Linked DNA regions of Mus musculus: region 1 is linked to region 2. Evidence: chromatin loops called from intact Hi-C (ENCODE). Cell type or tissue: heart. All regions are shown on one strand. Each heading gives the region's core, and the rest is flanking DNA. Links, peaks and the distances in the headings are about the cores only.

What was found. Peaks named below come from ENCODE experiments on the same cell type or tissue, not always from the same donor. Only the 100,000 strongest peaks of a DNase experiment are listed, where the experiment ranks them.
Region 1: it touches region 2 in a loop (2.0-fold over the local background); 4 of 42 quality-filtered maps call a loop at or near these places.

The regions. Positions count from the first base shown.
Region 1 is chr6:148,251,327-148,262,304 of GRCm38, reverse strand. All of the region lies in intron 13 of Tmtc1 (transmembrane and tetratricopeptide repeat containing 1), which reads left to right. All of the region lies in intron 1 of Gm52483 (a long non-coding RNA gene), which reads right to left. Among named protein-coding and RNA genes, the nearest start is that of Gm52483, 11 kb to the right of the region's middle. In heart, for the core only: no CTCF peak of the experiment used is centred there; no DNase peak of the experiment used is centred there.
Region 2 is chr6:148,379,424-148,390,401 of GRCm38, reverse strand. The region is part of intron 5 of Tmtc1 (transmembrane and tetratricopeptide repeat containing 1); the gene reads left to right. Among named protein-coding and RNA genes, the nearest start is that of Tmtc1, 59 kb to the left of the region's middle. In heart, for the core only: no CTCF peak of the experiment used is centred there; DNase peaks (open chromatin) are centred at 5,771, 6,081 and 9,051.

The DNA of each region.
Region 1 (10,978 bases), core at 1,726-9,725, 130 kb after region 2:
GTTTTCTATTATTTATGTTGTTATTGAAGATCATCCTTAGTCCATGGTGATCTGATAGGATGCATGGGATTATTTCAATATTTTTGTATCTGATGAGGCCTGTTTTGTGACCAATTATATGGTCAATTTTGTAGAACGTACTATGAGGTGCTGAGAAAAAGGTATATCCTTTTGTTTTAGGATAAAATGTTCTATAGTATCAGTTAAATTAATTTGTTCCATAACTTCTGCTAGTTTCACTGTGTCTCTGTTTAGTTTCTGTTTCCAGGATCTGTCCATTGATGAGAGTGGGGTGTTGAAGTCTCCCACTATTATTGTGTGCAGTGCAATGTGTGCTTTGAGCTTTACTAAAGTTTCTTTAATGAATGTGGATGTCCTTGCATTTGGCACATAGATGTTCAGAACTGAGAGTTCCTCTTGGTAAATTTTACCTTTGATACGTATGAAATGTCCCTCCTTATCTTTTTTGATAACTTTAGGTAGAAAGTCGATTTTGTTCGATATCAGAGTGGCTACTCCAGCTTTTTTCTTGGGACCATTTGCTTGGAAAATTGTTTTCCAGCCTTTTACTCTGAGGTAGTGTCTGTCTTTGTCACTGAGGTGGGTTTCCTGTATGCAGCAAAATGTTGGGTCCTGTTTTCATGACCAGTCTGTTAGTCTATATCTTTTTATTGGGGAATTGAGTCCATTGATATTAAGAGATATTAAAAAAATTTTTTGAGAATGAAATGTTTCACCTCATAGTGGACTCTTAAGCATGTTCTTCGTGTATGCGGTATGCTAGCTGGATATCTTTTGGCATAATTGTTACACGTTTGGCATGGATAGCCCACCCACAGGCTGGTATCTTCAAAAAGACCAACCAGATAGGCATCACTTGCCTCCTGCAAAGCACCAATAGCTGCACTCTGGAAGCACAGATCTGTTTTGAAGTCCTGAGCAATTTCTTGCACCAGAAGCTGAAAGGGGAGCTTGTGAGTCAGAAGTTCAGTGGACTTCTGATAGAGTCTGATTTCAGAGTGCCACAGAACCAGGCCTGTAACTATGAGGTTTCTTCACCCCTCCAGTAGAGGGTGCACTCTTGTGAGCAGCTTTTGTAGCCAGTTGTTTCCTGGGTGCTTTACCATGGGTGGATTTGTGGGCAGTCTGCTTTGTATGAACCTTGTTATGGACACCTCCTTACTTACCCCCACCCCCTTCTTCTGGAGCTTGGCAAGCTAGAGGCGGCTGGCGTTAGGGAGCGGCAGCACGACAAAGGCTGCAAACACAATTCTAATCACAGGTTTTTATAGAATTGTCATAACTAATAATTGGCAGCTCCTGTCAAACTCTAGGTATAATCTCAGTTTGTTCTTGATCAACACTAGAAGCCCAATTTTCTCACTGTACAAGGAGAGGGGCGTCAAAGGCAGAAGGATACTATTGTCCGTGATGTGTCTGCTGTCATTTGGAGACAAAGTATGTCAAGAATAATATATGACATTTGCTATTGTTTCTAAAAACTTTTTAATTAAAAAATTACAGAGAAATATGCTAACCTTCAACCCTTTGTGAGCTCCAGTCTGCTCTGCTCTTCCTATGTTGCTTGCTTCTGAGAGGCAGTGGGGGTGGGGGAGCGAGTGCTCCCTTTTGTTCAGGGGTTTTCTAGCCAGAGCTTTGGCATTCCTTCCAGAATGAACTCCTGTGTGGTCTCACATTCCATGTTTTTATTACTGTTTACTTGTGCTATGATGATTTTGTATCTTAAAACCTGCTAGGGAAGAACAGATGGCAAGGCAGGCCCCCAGGAGACCATCTCTGGCATGAGCAGTTGTGCTCTGAATCCCTGTCTCCTTTTCACTTGTCTGAATGACTTGAAACCAATTTTCAGGGTGTGCTGTGTTTGTCTGCCCCTTGCCCTGGGGAATGCACATGAGTTATCTTATATAAACGGATGCTCTGCTTTTGTTGACACATGAAAGTGACCCTGATAGCTGTAGGTTCTGCTGTCAATCAATTGCCAGTCCTCTTTTAAAAGTCAAACTGAGAGATGCCTTGGAGCAGCTGCTAGCTAAACATAAGGAATGGTTTGGCCCACACATTGGTTACTGAGGCTACAATTTGCATTTTAAACATTTTATAAGTTCCAACCAGTAGCAAAATTAGAATAGTCTATAAATATTCAACTGACAGAAGTTACAAACTGTGTTTTAATACAGCCATTTCTAGACCGTTCCTCAGACATAAACATCTGTGGATTTGTGGGTCCCAGATATAAAATGACATCATAGATAAACAGCTCCTACGCACATCATTAAATTACTTAAACTTAGTGCAGTGTACACTAGCTATAGAAATAGCTGCTATACTTTATTAATTAGGGACTAAACAAAAGAAACTTCAGTATAGGCATAGTATTTTCTGAGTGTTATTTGTGTGTGTATGTGTACCAGAAAAAAAAAGATATCTAATACCTTTCTCTTTTGCCTTCTGCCTTATTCTTTTGAGTCAGCGTCCCTCACTGGACCAAAGTTTACTCTCTTGGATACACTGGCTAGCTGGTGAGTTTCTGGGGTCTGCCTGTCTTTGCCCAGATCACTGAGGTTAGACACACATGTCCATGTGTGAAACTAGAGATTCAGATTCAGGCACACAAGACGTACATATAAGCTTATAAGGCTTACCCCTGAACCGTGTTCTCAGCCTCTTTCTTGACTATTTTTGATCTGAGGTTTGTTGCACCTGCAGATAGAGAGGCACGGTGTTCTCTAAACAGTGTAGATAGGCTGTAGTCAGAAAGCCTATCTGGAATAGATGACTTCCTTGAATGTTGACTTTTTACAGTGTTTAATTAATTAAGGTGATCCTCCATGATGTATGCTTTCAGTCCTTGACAACTTTTGGCTCACAGGGAAAAGACAGCCTGCATCCCCCGGGATCACGTTTTCTCTTCACCCTGACCCCTTCATCTCTCAGAGAGACACACCCTGCCTCTGCCTCTGACCTAGGTATGTCAGGCACCTCATTGTGCAGGCATTTTCTTCAACCACCACACATCTCTACCCAGATCCGTCTTCCCTCCTGCCGTGCAGTCGCCGCCTACACAGTACCGTGTTGACCCTTTGTCTACTTTCTGTCATGTCTCCCATCACTTTGTCCTCCTGTGTATTTATTTCCTACAGCTTTATGTTATCTAACATAGCTCGGTGGGCTAATGCTCTTTCATCCACCTCCAGAATGTTTGACTCTGTAAGGGCATTTATTGTAATTATTGTAGTAGTCTCACACCTGCCAGGCTGTATGCAGTTAGTAGATTCCAGATGTGTGAGTAAATAAACTTGGAGAGTGTGCAGTCCCCACTTCAGTCCTCTCATTGAGTTGTGCCTTATTGTGATGCCCTGCCCTGCCCTGCCCTGCCCTGCCCTGCCCTACCCTGGGGTCTAGTGTGAGAAGCAGCTGTGAGGTCATAGCAATCATCTCTTACTCCATTCATTGAGTTTTTATGACGTGGCAGATCTTGAGAGTGGGAGATCTGTGCTTCAGTCTTGGAAAGACTGCATGTTTCTCCTAAATTACATTTAGTTTTTATTTTCTTCTTAATCTGGTACATGAAGATCTTGTATTTTCTAGGAAGGTCAATTCTGTCTCCCCTTTTCATCTCACCTCAACTGGTGGCCATCTGGACTGCACTGTCTGCTTCTCTCTTGTGCTGTTCTTACCTCTACATTTGCCTTTTTCTTAATTCATATTCAGTTCATGTTCCTGCCTTGATTTCATTATCAACAATGAGGTGTGTGTGTTGATTGTACAAATAGTTTCCAGCTCAGATCTTTTCTTCCAGCTCCCTAAGCAGGCAGTAGACACTGAATTACTGCTCTTAAAGAAAAAACACCACAACTTCAAGCAATGTTCAGTTATATCTACAAGTGATACCCAAGTGTTGTCTTGGGATCTCTTGATGAACTGATACCTCTTTATACACTTCACCTTTTTCAGGATCATCTTTTCTTTCTTTCTAAATCCCTTCTTCCTTATAAAACAATTCAGTTTCCAATTCCTGTCCAAACCTTGTTCACTTTTCCATTCTGCGTTGAATTATATTTCCAGAGATCTCTGTGTTTAGCATTTTGCCTGTTGCTGTGAACATGAACCCCACAAACGCAGCTCAGGGAGGAGGGGGTTATCTGCTCACCATTTGTTGGTACAGTTTGTCATGGAGGAAAAGTCATGATGGCAGGTGGTTCTGTGGTGGGAATATTTGACCACTGTCTATTCACATCTCACTGGTCCAGAAAGCAGACAGGAAGGAGGCCCAGCTATAAATCTCAAGATTTGCTTCCAGTGACCCACTTCCTCTACCTAGAACCCACATCCTAGAGATTCTGTTTGCAAACCAGCAACACAGCTGGGAACCAAATGGCCTGAAAGAGACATTTCACCCTCAAGCCATGACATCAGCATACAAATTGTATCATGTTTATATATGTCGTGTATTTTCATTTCTTGGGTTACTATCCTGAAATGAAATCTAAACCATGTGGGCCAGGAAGATAGCTGAGTAGGGAAGGTGCTTGCTGAGAAAACTTAAAGACTGGAATTCAGATCCACAGACTCCACATAAAAAGTGAAGTAGGCATGATTCCTACCAGTAATCCCAGCACTTGGGAAGCAGAGACAGGGGATTCTCAGGTCGGGTTCAGTTGAGAAAAACTTCCTTAATACATAAAGTGGGGCACTATCAAGGAAGACTCTCACTGTCAACCTCAAGCCCCCCTATCCATGCCCTTAACAAATGTACACACACACACACACATGCATGTATACCACAAATGCATGTACTTACACATGAGTTCATGCAAGTGTGAACACACATGCACACACACATATACATACACACCTACACCACATCACATTAAAAATATTAAAACAAAACATTGATTTTTAGTGTTTCAGACTTATCTTCCTCTAATGACAGATTTCTTTAGGGAAAGCATGGTCTTGGATATATCCCTACTGCTGTCTGGCTCCACTCTAATTAGTGTCATTGTTTATATACAGATAAACCATTTGTGTGTTAATACTGTGAAAAGTAATGGTCTTTAGTGGATATTCCAAAGTTTCTGCTGTTTTCGTTTTCTAAATTGATGAACTCTGAGTTCAGTTAAAGATACCACTTTAAAGTGGTCCAGATGTTCACTGACCTTGACATTCATATTAGGACCCAGGACCATCACATCACTAACACAGTAGGCAGACCTTAACCAAGTGGCCATTTGTTGTTTGATTGTTCAATGAAACAAAGGCATTTTTTCAGGCAAAATTTTCTAAAGGATAACATATATATGTGTGTGTGTGTGTGTGTGTGTGTGTGTGTGTGTGTATGTGTATATATATACATATTTTTTTTTCCTTAGCTGAATTTCAGGAGTTTCAGATAGGATATTTGAAATGATTTCCTGATTAAGTTATTTTCTGTGGAAACATAGCAAACTGATATAAAAAATTATTGAATTTCTTACAGTTGGAGCTCAACCGCTGTGAATACAAATTACACAGAAGACCTTCATCTTTTCTGACAAAATGCACTTCCTTTAGCTGCTTTCCTACTCTAGAGGGAAGGTTATTGTGAAATGCTTTAGGATCCTAGAATCTCACTGAAAAGTCTGAAGGGTTCTTCTACCCTTAAGGCAATTGGTTTTCACACAAGAGATAGGACAGCTGTTGGGCTGAACTCAGGGCCCCTCCCTTCTCTGAGTCTACACATCTTATCTTAACCTCTGAAATTCTTTTGGGATAAAACAAGGTTTCTGATACACAATGTAGCAAACAGGAGTTGAGGAAAACCCTTGGACTTGACAGACTTTGAAGCAACCCCTTTCCACTGTTACCTCTAACAGCATCTTAGACTTTCAAACCCCAGAAAATATGGAAGTGATATTCTTAAACCTCAGTCAGCCTGCACACTCTCCCTGAGCAGAGCTACGATCTGCCACACACACAGCCTACACACATGCTGATTGTGGTTGAGGACTAGTGTCACACTGGAAGCAATGACAGAATAAAATCTCCCATGTGCAGTCAAGTTTCCGAAAGCTGTGTGAAAGGATGTACATTTATTTTTAAGTTTGCAGAGAGCATGGCATATGGGCCGTGAGGCACTTGGCAATTGGATGCCTTTTGAATATGGTTGGTTTAATATGTTTGGCTTATTCACATAAACATTTATTATACTATTGTGCTAATATGAAGATTAAACAGATATCTCACCAAGCCAGGAACAATTGATCAGACAAAGAATGCTGCTGTAGAGTTCCACTGGGAAACCCTCTCTTGTAAGGATACTTTATAAGCTTTCAGGCTCTACCCATGCCTACAGTTAAGTCCTCAGCTTTGACAGACTGGGAACAGTGATAAAGGTCCAGGAAGTCCTTGAGAGCATAGAATAGTAAATAGGACTGACAAATAGGCCTGTGTGAGCCCAGGAGTCTGGGAGTGCAATGGTCACTAAAGGCAAGGCCATGCACAGTCTTAAAGCCTCTTGCTGATGGGTTTCAACACACAGACTAGAAAAGCTGTGTCTCTGGGGTAGGCAGTGCAATCCTAGAGACAATCTCTAAAGTTACAATGTTTGCATAGTTTCACTGGGCAGTAGCTTTGCTCAGGGCTCACAGCTTGGGGCTGCTTCACTAGCATATCAACACCTTGGGAGCCTGTCCTGCACGAAGCTTCTGTCTTAGCTGCTCTGGGCTTGCTTCTGAGGTCTGGCTGTTAACAGAGCTGCTCAGTGGCAAGCTGAGGCCTCCTTTTATTGCAAGTCCCATAAAACCACTTTTAAGTTACACAGAATGATATGTTTCTACCAAAGTTCTTTGTCTCTACCTGAAATTTCTGATTTTCTAGGACTTTTTTAGTCCTGACTTCTGCCATTCAAACTATTGATTACCCTTTCCAGCTAGCTATTTCAGTGGGGGAAATTTGGGAACAATCACTTTCAATTATTTGTTTATGTTTTAGAAAGAAAAGAGAAGAAAATTCTAATGGCGATGGGGAATGGTGGCTTAGGCCTATAATCCCAGCATTTGAGAGTAGAAACCTAAGAGTCTCAAAGAAACAGAGGCCCAGCCTGACCTCTTCAGGTCAGGGAGCCACTTCTACTATGGAAAAGCCAGAGAAAAGCAAACTCAGGCAGAAAATGAGATCAGCTTTTTCTCTTATTACACAAGGATATGGGTGATGTGTTAAAATCAGAGAAATGACATGTATCCCCTACTCAGTGGAATGTCTAGAAATAAAGTCATTCTGCCTCAGAATTCTTAGGTGCTTGTAATTCCAGCACTAGAGAGGTATTTCTGAGGCTCACTGGCCAGCCAGCTTAGATCTGTGAGTCTCAGCTTCCAGACAGAGGAACCTCTGGTCTCAAAAACAAGGTGGACAGAACTTGAGAAAAACAAAGCAAAACAAATCAAATCTAAACAAAACACTGGAAGCTTATGACTGAGCTGTTAGGGGCACTGGAGAATGTGAGTACTCCTTTATACACACAGCAGAAGGGTAGAAAAATCTGATGCCAGGAGAGTCTGGGGTGGCAACGGCCTGCCTGTTGCCTTGCTTTCCCCCGATCTCCACGAGCATTCACAGGTAGACGCTGAGCTTCTCAGACAGGGTTGTAAATGGTCCTGAGCCCACAGGAACTTGTAGCCATCTACCCCTTACCACAGAGAACATAATTTTGCATCACAATAGTAATAAGGAAATGAAATTAATACTGTTTATGATGCAGACTGAAGAACCACCTGCCTCCATCTTAGGCTTAAAAGCCTTTGTATGGTAAAGACAAATTAGGTTCATTCCTAATTAATGATTAAACCTCTGTTTCTCAAGGATTGGGCTATAACCAACCTTAACTACAAATGGTTCTGAACTACCTATTCCAGGAACTGCAGGCAATCCATCTATGTTTCAAAAAGTTGTTTATAATTATCCTGCAACTCTACCTTTGTTTCAAAAGGTTATCTGACCACCTATGACTGCCTATTGTTATGTCCACCTTGCAAGCATGTCTTTGTTTCAGGAGGTCACTAGGACTAATGTCTGTTTTTGCACTCTGCTCCCGTAACCCTGCCAAATCCCTACTTGGAAGCCCCCTACCCCTGAACTATAAAAACCTTGTCTTTCTCACAGCCAATGCTGACCTCTTGAACCCCACCTTAGGGGGAGGCAGCCCATGTACACAAATAAAAAGCTTGCTAGAGTGAATTGCTTGATTCAGTTAATTTTGCCATGATGATTCCTGTCAATGGTCTTTCTCCTCCTGTCTTTGGGATTAACATGGCCACTGAAAATTATTGCTAACATCAGGTTTATAACCTACTGAAAAACTCAATTAATATAAAAACAGCTATAAAATATTTTCCTTTCATATATTTTGGGATGTGTTTTTATTTAATACCAGAGTGAAAGATCTAACATGTGAGTTAGTAAGAGGGATGGAGTCTGTCATGAATTGGTTCAGTCACAGTCCACGCTCACAGCTAAGTCAACTTGGAATGAACCCTAATATAAGAACGTATTGATTTAGTTATTTAGCTCCTGGTAACTGAGCATACAAATCCTATTAAGCACCAGAGATTCCTCAAGTAGCAAGTCCTGTGTCTTGTCTTCTTGGAACCTAGTCGTGGAAAGGGAATGTTGGAGCAGGGAGTCTGAATGCCCTGCAGCAGTGTGAAGAGCACTCTGCATCAAGGGGGATGTCTGGGGATGTGAGCCAATGTGGTTAAGGTTGTGCCAGCTCCTGTAAGCTAATGCATGAAGACTGAGGGGAAAATGTTTCCGGCCAGGAGTAGACCATATGTCTCACACCTGCAAAAGTAGAGGATGGGGTAAATGGGATAGGGAAAGCTGGAATCGGACACTTGAGGTATTTACACTTGCAGGTCTCCTCTCTCCTGGTCCCCTGTGTCACTCCTGTAGAGGCATGCTCTGTGTATATTCCTTTGTGTGTGTGTGTATTATTTAATTTACCCTTGAGAATTTTATACATGTATACAATGTAATATGATCATATTCATTCTTCATTTTCTCCTCCCTACCATCCCACCGTTTCCCCTAACACATCCCTTCTTCATGCCTTCTTCTTTTTTCCTTAAACAACCCACTGAGTTCAGTCAGTGTAGGGGCAGGGGGTGGGCCCCCATCCACCAAAGCAGCAGTCTCCCTAGAGGAAAGATTTTCCTTCCCCCAGAGCTATCAGCTGCCGACTGTTGCTCAGTTAGGGGTGGACTATCAACTGACGCTTAGGGACATATCTCATGATTTTTACCACAGTTTTCTGGAGCTGTTTTGCCAACTCATAAATGGCACCTCCATTTGAACTCCTTTTTAAAAAAATCAGATTTTGAAATTATTTTGCATATTAGTGGGTCATAAGACTTTCTCATTGTCCTTACTTCTGCTTAATCTATTCTCAGCCCTTTCCCAACCTTTCCCCCTTCCCCTGACCTTTCCCCTGACCGTACTCCCTCTCCCATCTTGGTTAACACTTTACTCCCCATACCCATGGTCCTTCTGCTGTTCCTTCCCAATCACCGTGTCCTCTTCATTGTTTCTCTGTCTGGCTTTCCTCTTTGAAGCAGCCATTTCTCTTTTACTCCATTACCACACACAGACATACACACACACACACACACACACACACACACACAGAGAGAGAGCTCACACTCTGCTGAGAGACAAAGGCATGCAGCACTAGAAAATGCCAAATGTTTCCTCAGGGAGGAAGAACGCCAAGCTAGTTGATTCATTTCAGTTGGATGTGAAAGAAAATGAGACATCAAATATTGATAGAATATTTCTCATAAATGTCTTGTGATCTCTTGAAGTTGATCGTTTACTGTTTGGTAAAGAAAATAACAGTGGTGAAAGTGAAGAGACAGGAAGCAGGCCTGCTGGGCAGCTTCAGCTTTGGAGCTGCTCTGTCTTGAGTAGTCTGCAGGAGGTTATAAAGCCACGGGATGTCAGACTGGTCAGCTTCCCAGAGTGTCAATCCATGAGTCCTCTGCTCCCCAAGACTGCCACAGACACACATCTAGAGCTTCCCAGTGTCCCACTAGTGAACGGTTACTTTACGGCTGCCTTGTTTTATTGCTTAGAGCAAACACACTTCTGGGTGGGGTATAGACCTGTGGCTGTGTCAGAGACTGTTTCCTGTTGTTAGGATGCTCCACTGTACGCTGCCTGTACAGTCAATACACCTTGCCTTGGACAGTGCTCTGAGCGTCTTCCACAGTAGTGCTGACTAAATGACAGCCCCTTTCTGCTTTTCATCTTGTCAGGTCTAATTTTCTTCATACTTCAACTAACAATGAAAGAAACCACTTAAATACCACTGTCGGGAAAGCTGGTATGAATATGAATAATGGTCAAACATTAAAGAGATCTATAAAGATTTAAATTAATAGGGCCAGGATCTCCCTCAGTAGCACACGTGAGGCTGTGATTTCTGTTCCCACAACCAAAATAATAAAATGTAATAAATATCTCAGCTAATGCCACTGTCCTTTTGCATTGGAAGGTTTTTTAAATATATAAGTGCACTTTTTATGTAGACTTTCTTATTTTAAATAAGCTATACCAATGAGGAGGAAGTATCTTCCTTCCCCAGCAACCATTAACTGACATTAGCTCCTCAAGAAGAGAGGAGACCTTGTAAGTTCCTTTCCACCCATGATAGGGGCTTGTAGGTAAAGATGCAAATTTCGTTTTGTTTTGTTTTTTAAAACGTATGTGTATTTGTGCATTGGTGTGCATATATGTGTGTATGAATATGTGGGGGGAGACATGTATGTGTGTATGCATCTACGTGTACATTCGTATGTACATATGCATGTGTGGGCATGTGCGTGCCTGTGTGTGTGTATCTGTGTGTACATGGGCATGTGCGTGTGAGTGCCACAGTGTAGGTTCAGGACAGAGTAAATTCCAGGACAGGCAAGGCTACACA
Region 2 (10,978 bases), core at 1,317-9,316:
GCATTGAATGCCCTTCTCCCATGGTACCCTCCCTGCAACATCACAGTAGTGGGAGTGATGTGCTTCGCAGCACATCACTATAATTCTCTATACTTCTCTGTGTGACGCTATATAGACTGCAGAGCATATCTGTCACCTGTTATCAAGAACAGCGGAAAGAAAATTGAATTCCCGGGTTTTCCTGTCATAGGCAGCATTTTTGCAGCCTTCCTTTATATGTTTGTTGTCTGTGTACACAGACTAGGTTATGTTTTTTTCTGTACGTAAGATAGTGGTGTGTGTGTGTGCGTGTGTGCGTGTGTGTGCACCTGCACACACATGGAGGCCAGAGAAGGATCCTGGGTATCTCTTGCTCTATCTTTCCGTGCCTTATTCCCTTATGACAGGGTCTCTCCCTAAGCCCAGAACTGGGGTGGCAGATGGAAAGCCCAGCAGTGCTGCCTGCTCTTCATGCTGTATGGTCATGCTTAGTTTTCTATGCAGGTACTGGGATCAGAACTTATGTCCTCAGGACTGCAGGCTAACCATTCTACTGACTGAGCCATCTTTCTAGCCTATCCCTGGCTCCTTTTTAAGGCCTTGTTTTGGTTTCTGGTCTTTGCGTATGTTCATCTTCAAAGGTTAGATGTGTGTAGGTTTCTTTTGCTCATTGTGCTTGGGGTGTGTTAAGAGTCACAACCTTGGGGACTGGGCGCTTTCCCATCTGGAAATTCAGTTCTGTTTTGCTTCAGTGTGTCTCCCTTTCCCGTCTGGGTCTCCTGCTAAATGTACTGACTTTCTCGTTTTCCTCTATCCCTACTTATCCGCTTTCATAGTCAATCTCTTTGTCTGTTGTTTTTATGTCCCAGGTGACTCTATCAGTTCCCTCACCGTCTGTCTTTGTGCTGTCCATAATTCTGTCTGTGGATTTTATACTTTACTTGCACACCCCTTATTTTTATTAGTTATTCTTGAAAGACTTTGTTGTTTTTAATTCAGATCTACTTAGACTTTTTTCTTTTCATACTTTTTTGTCAATTCTTTAAACATAATAGAGAGGGAGAATATTAATTATATATACAAGCACACATACTGGCTTGCCTGGTGCCATGTTTACTGGAGAAACACACGATAAATGTCCTACAAAGAGGCCCACCAATCTGGCCCATGGATTATGGTCTAGACTTATTTTTTTTTTTTTAAGACAGGGTCTCACCAGGTCCCTTGGGTTGACTGAACTCATAGAGATCCTCCTGCCTCTGATTCCATGCCTGGGACTTGGATAACTTTTAAAGATATGAGGAGAAAGTGTTTGGATCTAAGTTGTGGAATGTTTAAACTATGAGGTTGGGGTCATATCATTGCTTTCCCGCAAGATCAACAAGTGGGTCCAAACATTTTGGCAGTGTGGTACATTACCATGGCCTCAGCCCTGCTCCATATCCTCCATGTTCAATAAATATAGCTTCAGTCTTGCCCCTCTGCTTTGTAAGAATTATGACCAGTGCTCAGATCTAGAAAGACTCCATGGAGATTTCCCAGCATTTGGCAAATCTGCATCATACACAAACCAGCTTACAAACTAACTGCCTGTCATTTCTTCCCCACATCTTGGCTTCTCTGAAATTGGGGTGCAGCTTCCAACTGTAATTCCAGATTTTTTTTCCTTATAAGTAGGAACATGGCACATTGGAAAGTTGGTGGCGTTTTAGAATTGGTAAAATTTGACAGTTTGTCTTTGTGTTTTAGATAATTCTGGTCTAATTTGTGGGTCTGATTCTGCCCTCTGTTTGTTTTAACTCTGTAAATCCTTCATTTGTGGAACTGGTTCTGCTGCCTGTCTGTTTGTTTTTAATCTGTAGATTCTTGGTCTGCTGTCTCCTTTGGGTTTGTTTCTTAGCGCTGAGCTCATCTGTCTGTGGGCCTGGTGTGGATGCTTAGATGTCTGGGCTGCGTGATCTCTGTGCATGTCTTTTCCCTGGGGATAATGTAACACCCAGGAGTAACTCAGATGTACATGAAGTGTTTTGTAGAAAGAACACAGTAGTATGGATTGCAATAGTAAAACCTGTCCTGGACAGTGTGCTTATAAATTCTCAAAAGGTTTATTTCTCTCCTAGCCAACATCAATGCTTAGAACAGTGACACTTCCTCACAGGGCCCTGACAATGATTCCAATGCCAGCTAACTGTCAGGGACAGGAGAATCTTTCTGACTGCCACCTTGGGTGGTCCTTGTGCTGTGTTCCTGGGTTTCAGTGCCTGCAAGGCCATGAGCTAGAAGGACCACCATGTTTTTGCTCAGCAGTTTCTCTCGTAGTCCCCTTATGTTTTATTTGCTTGTTTGGAAGTCTCAGGAGGGTTCATATGCAACATTGCTAGGGAAGGAATCTCCCATCTTTCTGCCCTTTAACTGCAGGAAGTATGGGGGCTGAGACTCCTTCTTTTTAGAATTACAGCTGAGTAGCTTTTTTAACCAAGGGTGTATATCTTAAGAGAAAAAGTACCATTCTGAGGACTCTGTAATCTGAAAATGAATCTGCACAGTGGTCTCTGATGTTCATTAGAGATCTCAGACATGTCTGCCTTTCCTGTCCTTGTGGATTCTCCTAGGCTCTTTTCTGTGTGCTTGTCACGTACTTGTGGATGTAATGGTGTGCTAGATGAGGCTTCTCATCACTGTGGCAAACACAGGAGGAAACAGTTTCAAGCAGGGAAGTCTGTTTGGCTCATGGTTTCAGAGGCCTCAGGTGTGTCAGCTGGCATGGTAGAGGAGACCATGTGGTATTAGGAGGCAGAGGAATAACAACCCCAGCAGAAGATACTTGTGTGCCTCCAGGTACCTGTCTTCCACACTCAGTCACAGACCTCAAGTTCATCATTGGATCAAGCTTGGCCATATCAGATCTGTCATCATCTAGACTTGTCTGGAAACAGCAAGTCAGAGAAAGGCTGGTTCAGGTTCAAGGCCAGCCTAAGCTATATAGTGAGATCCTGTCTCAAAATAAAATAAAATAAGTAAAATAAAATCTGGAAATAAATTAGTACAATTTTTAGAATTGCCATGTTTGGGGGCAATAATTAATAAATCATTGCCATATTAATTATGGACCTTTTTGAATAAACAACTTTAAAAACAGTACTATTGTTTGTTGAAATGTATTGAGGTCATATTGTACAGATTCAGGAGCTGAAATAAATAGTTCAAAGCCAAGCTTTAGGTATAGTTGCTCCTAAAATGGAGATTAAAAGTAATATGAACCTGACTTAACTGTTAAGAGGTTGTGTGTGTGATACACTGAGAATAGCTACATTGTAACAAGTACAGTTTTTTTTTTAATTCTAGCTATGATTATTGAAGGTGAACAGCCACTGATGTGTTTTCTTATAAGACAAATACATAATAAAAATCAGTTCATGTGTCAGTGGTGAACACTATTTAGTGTTGGGATGAATCTGGTTTCAATTATGGCTATCCAGATTTTTCATTTAAATGCTTACAACAAGAAATATTTTTATATAAGTAAATAGATGAGAGAATTAAAAAAAAAAACCTTTGAATTCCTTTTGGGCTATGTGCCAAGAAAGTCACTTACTGATCTTCTTCTTTGAGATCATTTAATGATCTGTCAGAGAGCAGTACCATTTAAGCTTGGTTTGCTTTTATTCAAAGAATTCAGCTGGAAACTACTGCACTTGAGTGATTCCTCTCTCTGTCTCTTGTCTCCTTGTCTCAGTTTCTTTCTTATTTTATATATATGTGTACACGTGTGCACATACATGCTTACACACACACACACACACACACACACACACTACACACTACGGTATACCTGTGAGATTAGAGGACATGTTTTGAGAATGGTTTTCTTTTCTACCTTGTGGGTCCTGAAGATGAAACACTCTTTCCCCTTATATCCTGAGGGAGGCAATAAAAACAAAATTATTAAGTCCTGTGATCATTATTATAAATTGTCAACTTAACAGAAATTAGAATCGCCTTGGAAATGGGCCTGTGGGCATGACTGCTGGAGATTATTTCTGATAGGTTTATTGAGGCAGGACAACCCAACCACTGTCGGTGACACCATTGCCTAGAAGGGGATCCTGGTTTATATAAAATGGAGAAAGTGAACTGAGCACTAGGCATGTGTCTGTTTCTGACTATGGATATCATGTGACTGGTGGCTTCAAGCTCCTATGCTGTGCCTTCCCCACCATGATAAACTGTCACCTGGAGCTTTGAGCTAAACCCCAAACAAAACCCTTTTCTTTTAAGCTGCTTTTGTTACACTATTTTATCACAGCAGCAGTAAAAGAAACTAAGTCAGTACTCAGGACTTGGGTCCTCTGCTTTAGGTATAAGCTGAACTAGTCACATCATTAAACAACACATTGCTTTTGTTAGAAACACTATCAGAAGAGTGTTTCCATTTTGTGTCAGTAGGACACAATACTACAGACAAGGTAATTTATAAAGCACATCAGCGTATTCTCTCAGAGATCTGGAGGCTGGGAAATTCAAAAAGGAAGAACTTATCAGGTTAGGTTCCTGTCTCTCTGCTTCCACACGACACCCTACACTCAGCCCTCCAGAGGGAAGTAATGGTTTGTTGTGTATCCAGAGAGCCACACAGAGAGAGATGGTCTCATGGTGGCATCAGAGTACCACGGAGGGGCCATTCTATGCTTCACATACCTCTCATTCATCCCCACATCTCAATTCGACAGCACGAGGGACTACATCTGAGGCGTGTGACTTTTGGGCAAGACAAGCTGTACCAACTGTGGCTTTTCAAATGTGGATATCCATAATCTCCACTTTCTCTAAATGAGCAATGAAGCTGGCAGTCGTAGGGAAACAGCTTACAGTATTATGTATAGTGCTAAGATTTAGATTTTCCAGCAAGAAAAATGGACTTTTGGAAAGTGGCCAGTTGTATGTATATGCTGGAAAAGTAGGACACTGAGTAAATGAGAGAAAGAAAGAGAGAGACAGAGAGAGACAGAGAGAGACAGAGAGAGGAAAAAGGAGGGAGAGGAGGAGGAAGAGGAGGAGGGAGAACAGGAAGGGGAGAGAAAGAAGGGGAGAGGAAGGGTCACAGGGGAGTCTGGCCAGTTTGGAGTGGTCCTGCTCTGAGGACTGGGCAGTGAGGCAACGTTCCTTTTTGAGGACGCAAGCTTTCTCATAAGGCCATAGTCACCACATAACGTCCATATTTGCCAGTGGCCCTAGTGTCCTAGTCAGACAGTGGAAGTCCTTGGTTTTGGCATGAGAACACAGAAGGTGGTGCCCTCAGCACTTGGTGCCCTTATGCCCAGTTTGAACTTAATAGAGAGCCTTTTGCTTTAATAACCCATTAATCCCTTTAGAGTCTTGTAACACTCCTGAATATACCCTCCCCGCCCCCCCCCCCTTTAACCTTTGAAAAACTAGTAACTTTTCTAAGTATTTCCCTAAAAATAACCCCCATAAGGCTCAGGTAAGTGACACAAAAGATGCTGGAGGTCACAGAAGTCGGTGATACACATTGGTCTCTCTGCACCTTCTGGTTTATGTCTCATGGCTCCTGAGAGAGCCCTGGAATAGGAACGTTGTTTGGTGACTGCAGAGAGAGACCAGCCACAGACTGATGGGTGTAGACTGTTTGGCTGGCAGTGGGAGTTCCAGGAGCCAGGGGCTTACAGGGATGGCTGTTTTTGCAGGCCTGGAGGTTTCCTGTAGACCTTGGCAATGTGGTGCAGGCTGGGTTTAAAGTGGTTCAGTTGGAAGCCAGCTGGCTTTGTGTCAGCTGCTGGTGACACAATGGGAATTGGGTGGAGATCGGGAAGCACACTCATGAACAGGACAGGCTCTGAATTCCTTATGCTAGAGATGGAGAGAGACCTGTCTAGTAGCAAGGTTAGTAAGGTAGATAACCCAGAACAGTGTCCTTTTAGCATTTAACATGAGGGTGTTGTGTACAGTCCTTCAATGTGATTTTCTTCTCTGTAATAAGGAGACTGGAGTTCTGCACACAGATAAGAAAAGTGTTTAGTTAGTGTTGGTTCACAGTTTGAGGGTACAGTGTTTCGTAGCAGGGAAGTTGCTGTGGCTGGAGCAGTTGCACATCTGGGGAAGTGTCTTCCAGCTGAGTGGTCATAGTACCGTGTACACCCAATTCCTTCAGTAAAGGATGGGTGGAGACAGAAAAGCTCTGGGAAGCAGAGGTTTACCGGGATTCCCCGTCCATTTTTGTTCTCTTTCTTTTGAAAAACCATTTGAAATTTTTTGTTGACAACTTTCCATCTGGGCAGGGTCTTGTTGTACATTCCTGTCATCCTAGCTTCTGTGAGGGGAGAGTGAAGGAGGAAGAACATATGTTCCAGGCCAGCCTGGACAACTTAGAGGACCCTTGCCTTAAGGTAAAGTGATAGTAAACAGCCCCAAGTGTTCCTCAGTGGCAGAGCATTTGCAAGGCACTTGCAAGGCATTTATGCTCAGTCCTTAAGGCTGCCAAAAAAAAAAAATCTAGATGCATTTGTACATTAAAATTGTTGTTATTTTTGGTACAGAGACTTGAACCCAAATCCTTATTTACCTTCTCAGCAGGCAGAGTCTCTACCAGTGAGCTATATCCCTAGGTCATGAATATGTTTGCTTCTAGAAATTATAATTTATTCCTCTAATGGAGATGTATTTTTATACTCTTTCTTGTGTCTTATGTGAGGACCTTTTCTTCCTTGATTTTTTTTCTTTCTACCACACTGCCTACATTGTTTTTTCCACTTCTGAGGGTTCCAGATATTTCAGGAAAGTTTTTTTTATATGGATTATCTTGACCTGGGGGTGGAGGCTCAGTCCTGCAATACCTCAGAGGCTGGGGCAAGAGTTTGAGACCAGTGTTGGCTACGGAGTGAGATCTACTCTCTAGTTTTCCCTCCCCCTGAAATAATAGAGATAAAAGATAAAACTCATGTTATTTTACTAAAATATATACAACCTTGAAATGTTTCTATGAGTGTTTTAGTAGTCCCATTTTACAGAACAAAAAAATGAGGCTGAGAGAATGAATGTCCAGTAAATCAAGAGTTGGTGGCATCTGGATGTGAGTTCCAGTGGTCTGACCACAACACTCATCTCACAACTGCTCTGTCCCTTTCTCCAGTATTTAAACATCTCCACTACACTGAACTCTTGCTTTCTCCATGTTTGCATTTTGTGTGTGTGTTGTAGTTAGGGTAAAATTTTTACTTTATGATGTTTATGACAAAGAAAAAAAACCAGCATTGATTTTTTTTTCTTCCTCCCTTGGCTGGAGAGACATCTCAGCAGTTAAAAATACTTGCTGCCCTTGCAGAGGACCCCAATTTGATTCCCAGCACTCAGATGGTGGTTCACTCCCATCTATAACTCCAGTTCTAGGGTGTCTGATGCTCTCTCTTGGAGTTCAGAGGCACTGGACATGCATGCACTGCACATATATAGATGCAGGCAAAGTATTATACACATAAAATAAAAAGAAATTAGCTAACATTTTTCCTTGTTTCTAGTTTTGACCCTTTGATTCTTTCTCAGTGATTTCTTTTTCTCTAGTAGGTCATGTTTGAAGGGCATGGTGTGGGCAGAAGCAACACTGTCTTATTTATGGCAAGAGTAAGCTAACAGAATCACTTCATGTCTTAGGACATGAGCTGAGGCAAATGCCTGGACGTGGCATTGTTGACAGCCTTTGTTTAGGATGCTGATTTTAGTCACAAAGTTCCACAGTCTGGCCTCTTGGTTGCTGCAAAGGAACAGGTACCTTGTGCCTCATGTTGGGTCTGTCGGAGAGCCTAGGGGAACACCATGCATGCTTCTATCTGTGCTTCTCACGTGGACACTCTTGTCCTTAGTAATGTGTTAGAATGGCAGGTCGAATCTCAACAGCACACTAGGCCAAAGCAGTTCCACATGGAAGAGGTTTGATTGGAAGGGAGAGAGAAAGTAGTAGCAGAGAGAGAGAGAGAGAGAGAGAGAGAGAGAGAGAGAGAGAGAGAGAGAGAGAGAGAGAAGAGGGGAAAGAGAGAGTGAGGAAGGGGTGTTCGCCTTATTTATATGGAAAAGGACGTTACACAAGTAAAGGTTAGGGTTGGGGGGAGGTGACCCAAGTGAATGCTGGGAGCATGGTGCCTATTGTGTTGGCAACTGATCTGCAGGTTGAGCTGTTGCCTATGGGATGTCATAGGTTTGGAATGTACTGATGCCAACACTTAGAATGTTCTCCATAGCACCTACAGACTGTGTGCAACAGTGCTGTGTTTGCTGAAGGGCACTGAGTTCTGTCTAAAAGTGGGCATCATGGGTAAAAATGCCTTCAAACTGAAAGCCCTTACTCAGAGTCCAGGAGCTTCTAAGGAGTGGTGCATAACACCTGTGGGAACAGGTAGGCAGTGGTCGCTGCTGCTGTTCCATAGTTGGTGATGGCAGTGGTGAGAGTGGTATCAGCATTGTTATTGGTGGTAGTACTGTTGATGTTGTTGTTGATGCTAGTGTAGCTAGTGATGCTGGTACTGGTTTAAGTGGTGGTGCTGATAGCATGGCAGATGGTGGTGCTGGGCCACATTGGCACTGTTCTCAGAGGTTATTTGGTAGTTAGGAATTTGTTTGTATGATTTCTGAAGTGAATTTCATCCAAATCATTCCTGTGGCTTTCAGTCGGTTTATAACTTTCCTTCCCTCTCTACTGTTCATGTGTATTTCCTTAATAACATGCAGTCGGTTGGTATGAGTCAACCTAATGTCTTACTCCTCAGCTGTGTTCACTCCTTTATTTATGAAGTCCTTATCGGGCAGGACACAGTGCTAAGGCAGCTCTGTCCCCAGAGATCAGATCAGCTTATTACATCCTCCTTACGCTGACCTGCGCTGTTCCACTCCAGTTGTCATTACACTTGGTAATTACCCATTTGTGTTCTGTGCCCCTCAGGAGAAGGTCGGGGCTCCAGTCCATTCACCCTCTAATGTGTCCCACAGTACCAGGCGACAGCCTGACAGGGGAACCAGTCTTGGGCAATATTCATTGAGCAAAGGCATCTTGTGCTGCTTCCAAGTGTCGCAACGCAGTGCATTCCATGTCCCTTGTGAGGAGGCAATCATGAGACCTTCCAGTGCTCAGCCTCAGAGGCCTTGCTTGTATGTGGAGAAGGAGAACATGTGCATCTGTGGCAGATCAAAAACAGGGGGAGAGAGGGCAGACACTTGGAAGGGTTTGGTGGGAATGAGATGAGGGAGAACCCAGAGAGGAGGGAGACAAACAGAGAGGACATTTTGGGACAGTTGGCGAGCAGAGTCAGGAAGGAAGGTAGGCTGGCCACATGTGCAGAAGGCAGTGTTAGAGTGCAAAAAGACAAGATGCTGGAAAAAGTTGGTGGTGCACGCAGAGAGCTGATGTGACGTTCACACAAGGCAATATTCAGAAATAAATTGCACATAGCCAAGAATATCCACTTATTTTTTTAATTTTTATTAGGTATTTTCCTCATTTACATTTCCAATGCTATCCCAAAAGTCCCCCATACCCTCCCCCCCACACTCCCCTACCCACCCACTCCCACTTTTTGGCCCTGGCGTTCCCCTCCCTGTACTGAGGCATATAAAGTTTGCATGTACAATGGGCCTCTCTTTCCAGTGATGGCCAACTAGGCCATCTTTTGATTCATATGCAACTAGAGTCAAGAGCTCCGGGGTACTGTTTAGTTCATAATGTGGTTCCACCTATAGGGTTGCAGATCCCTTTAGCTCCTTGGGTACTTTCTCTAGCTCCTCCATTGGGGACCCTGTGATCCATTCAATAGCTGACTATGAGCATCCACTTCTGTGTTTGCTAGGCCCCGGCCTAGTCTCACAAGAGACAGCTATATCAGGGTCCTTTCAGCAAACTCTTGCTAGTGTATGCAATGATGTCAGCGTTTGGAGGCTGATTATGGGATGGATCCCTGGATATGGCAGTCTCTAGATGGTCCATCCTTTTGTCTCAGCTCCAAACTTTGTCTCTGTAACTCCTTCCATGGGTGTTTTGTTCCCAATTCTAAGAAGGGGCAAAGTGTCCACACTTTGGTCTTCGTTCTTGAGTTTCATGTGTTTTGCAAATTGTATCTTATATCTTGGATATTCTAAATTTCTGGGCTAATATCCACTTATCAGTGAGTACATATTGTGTGAGTTCTTTTGTGATTGGGTTACCTCACTCAGGATGATGCCCTCCAGGTCCAACCATTTGCCTAGGAATTTCATAAATTCATTCTTTTTAATAGCTGAGTATTACTCCATTGTGTAAATGTACCACATTTTTTGTATCCATCCCTCTGTTGAGGGGCATCTGGGTTCTTTCCAGCTTCTGGCTATTATAAATAAGGCTGCTATGAACATAGTGGAGCATGTGTCTTTCTTACTAGTTGGAACATATTCTGGATATATGCCCAGACTGATTTCCAGAGTGGTTGTACAAGCTTGCAATCCCACCAACAATGGAGGAGTGTTCCTCTTTCTCCACATCCTCCCCAGCATCTGCTGTCACCTGAATTTTTGATCTTAGCCAAGTCCTAGCCAGAGCAATTTGACAACAAAAGGAGATCAAGGGGATACAAATTGGAAAAGAAGAAGTCAAAATATCACTTTTTGCAGATGATATGATAGTATATATAAGTGACCCTAAAAATTCTACTAGAGAACTCCTAAACCTGATAAACAGCTTCAATGAAGTAGCTGGATATAAAATTAACTCAAACAAGTCAATGGCCTTTCTGTACACAAAGGATAAACAGGCTGAGAAAGAAATTAGGGAAACAACACCCTTCTCAATAGTCACAAATAATATAAAATACCTTGGCGTGACTCTAACTAAGGAAGTGAAAGATCTGTATGATAAGACCTTCAAGTCTCTGAAGAAAGAAATTAAAGATCTCAGAAGATGGAAAGATCTCCCATGCTCATGAATTGGCAGAATCAATATAGTAAAAATGGCTATCTTGCCAAAAGC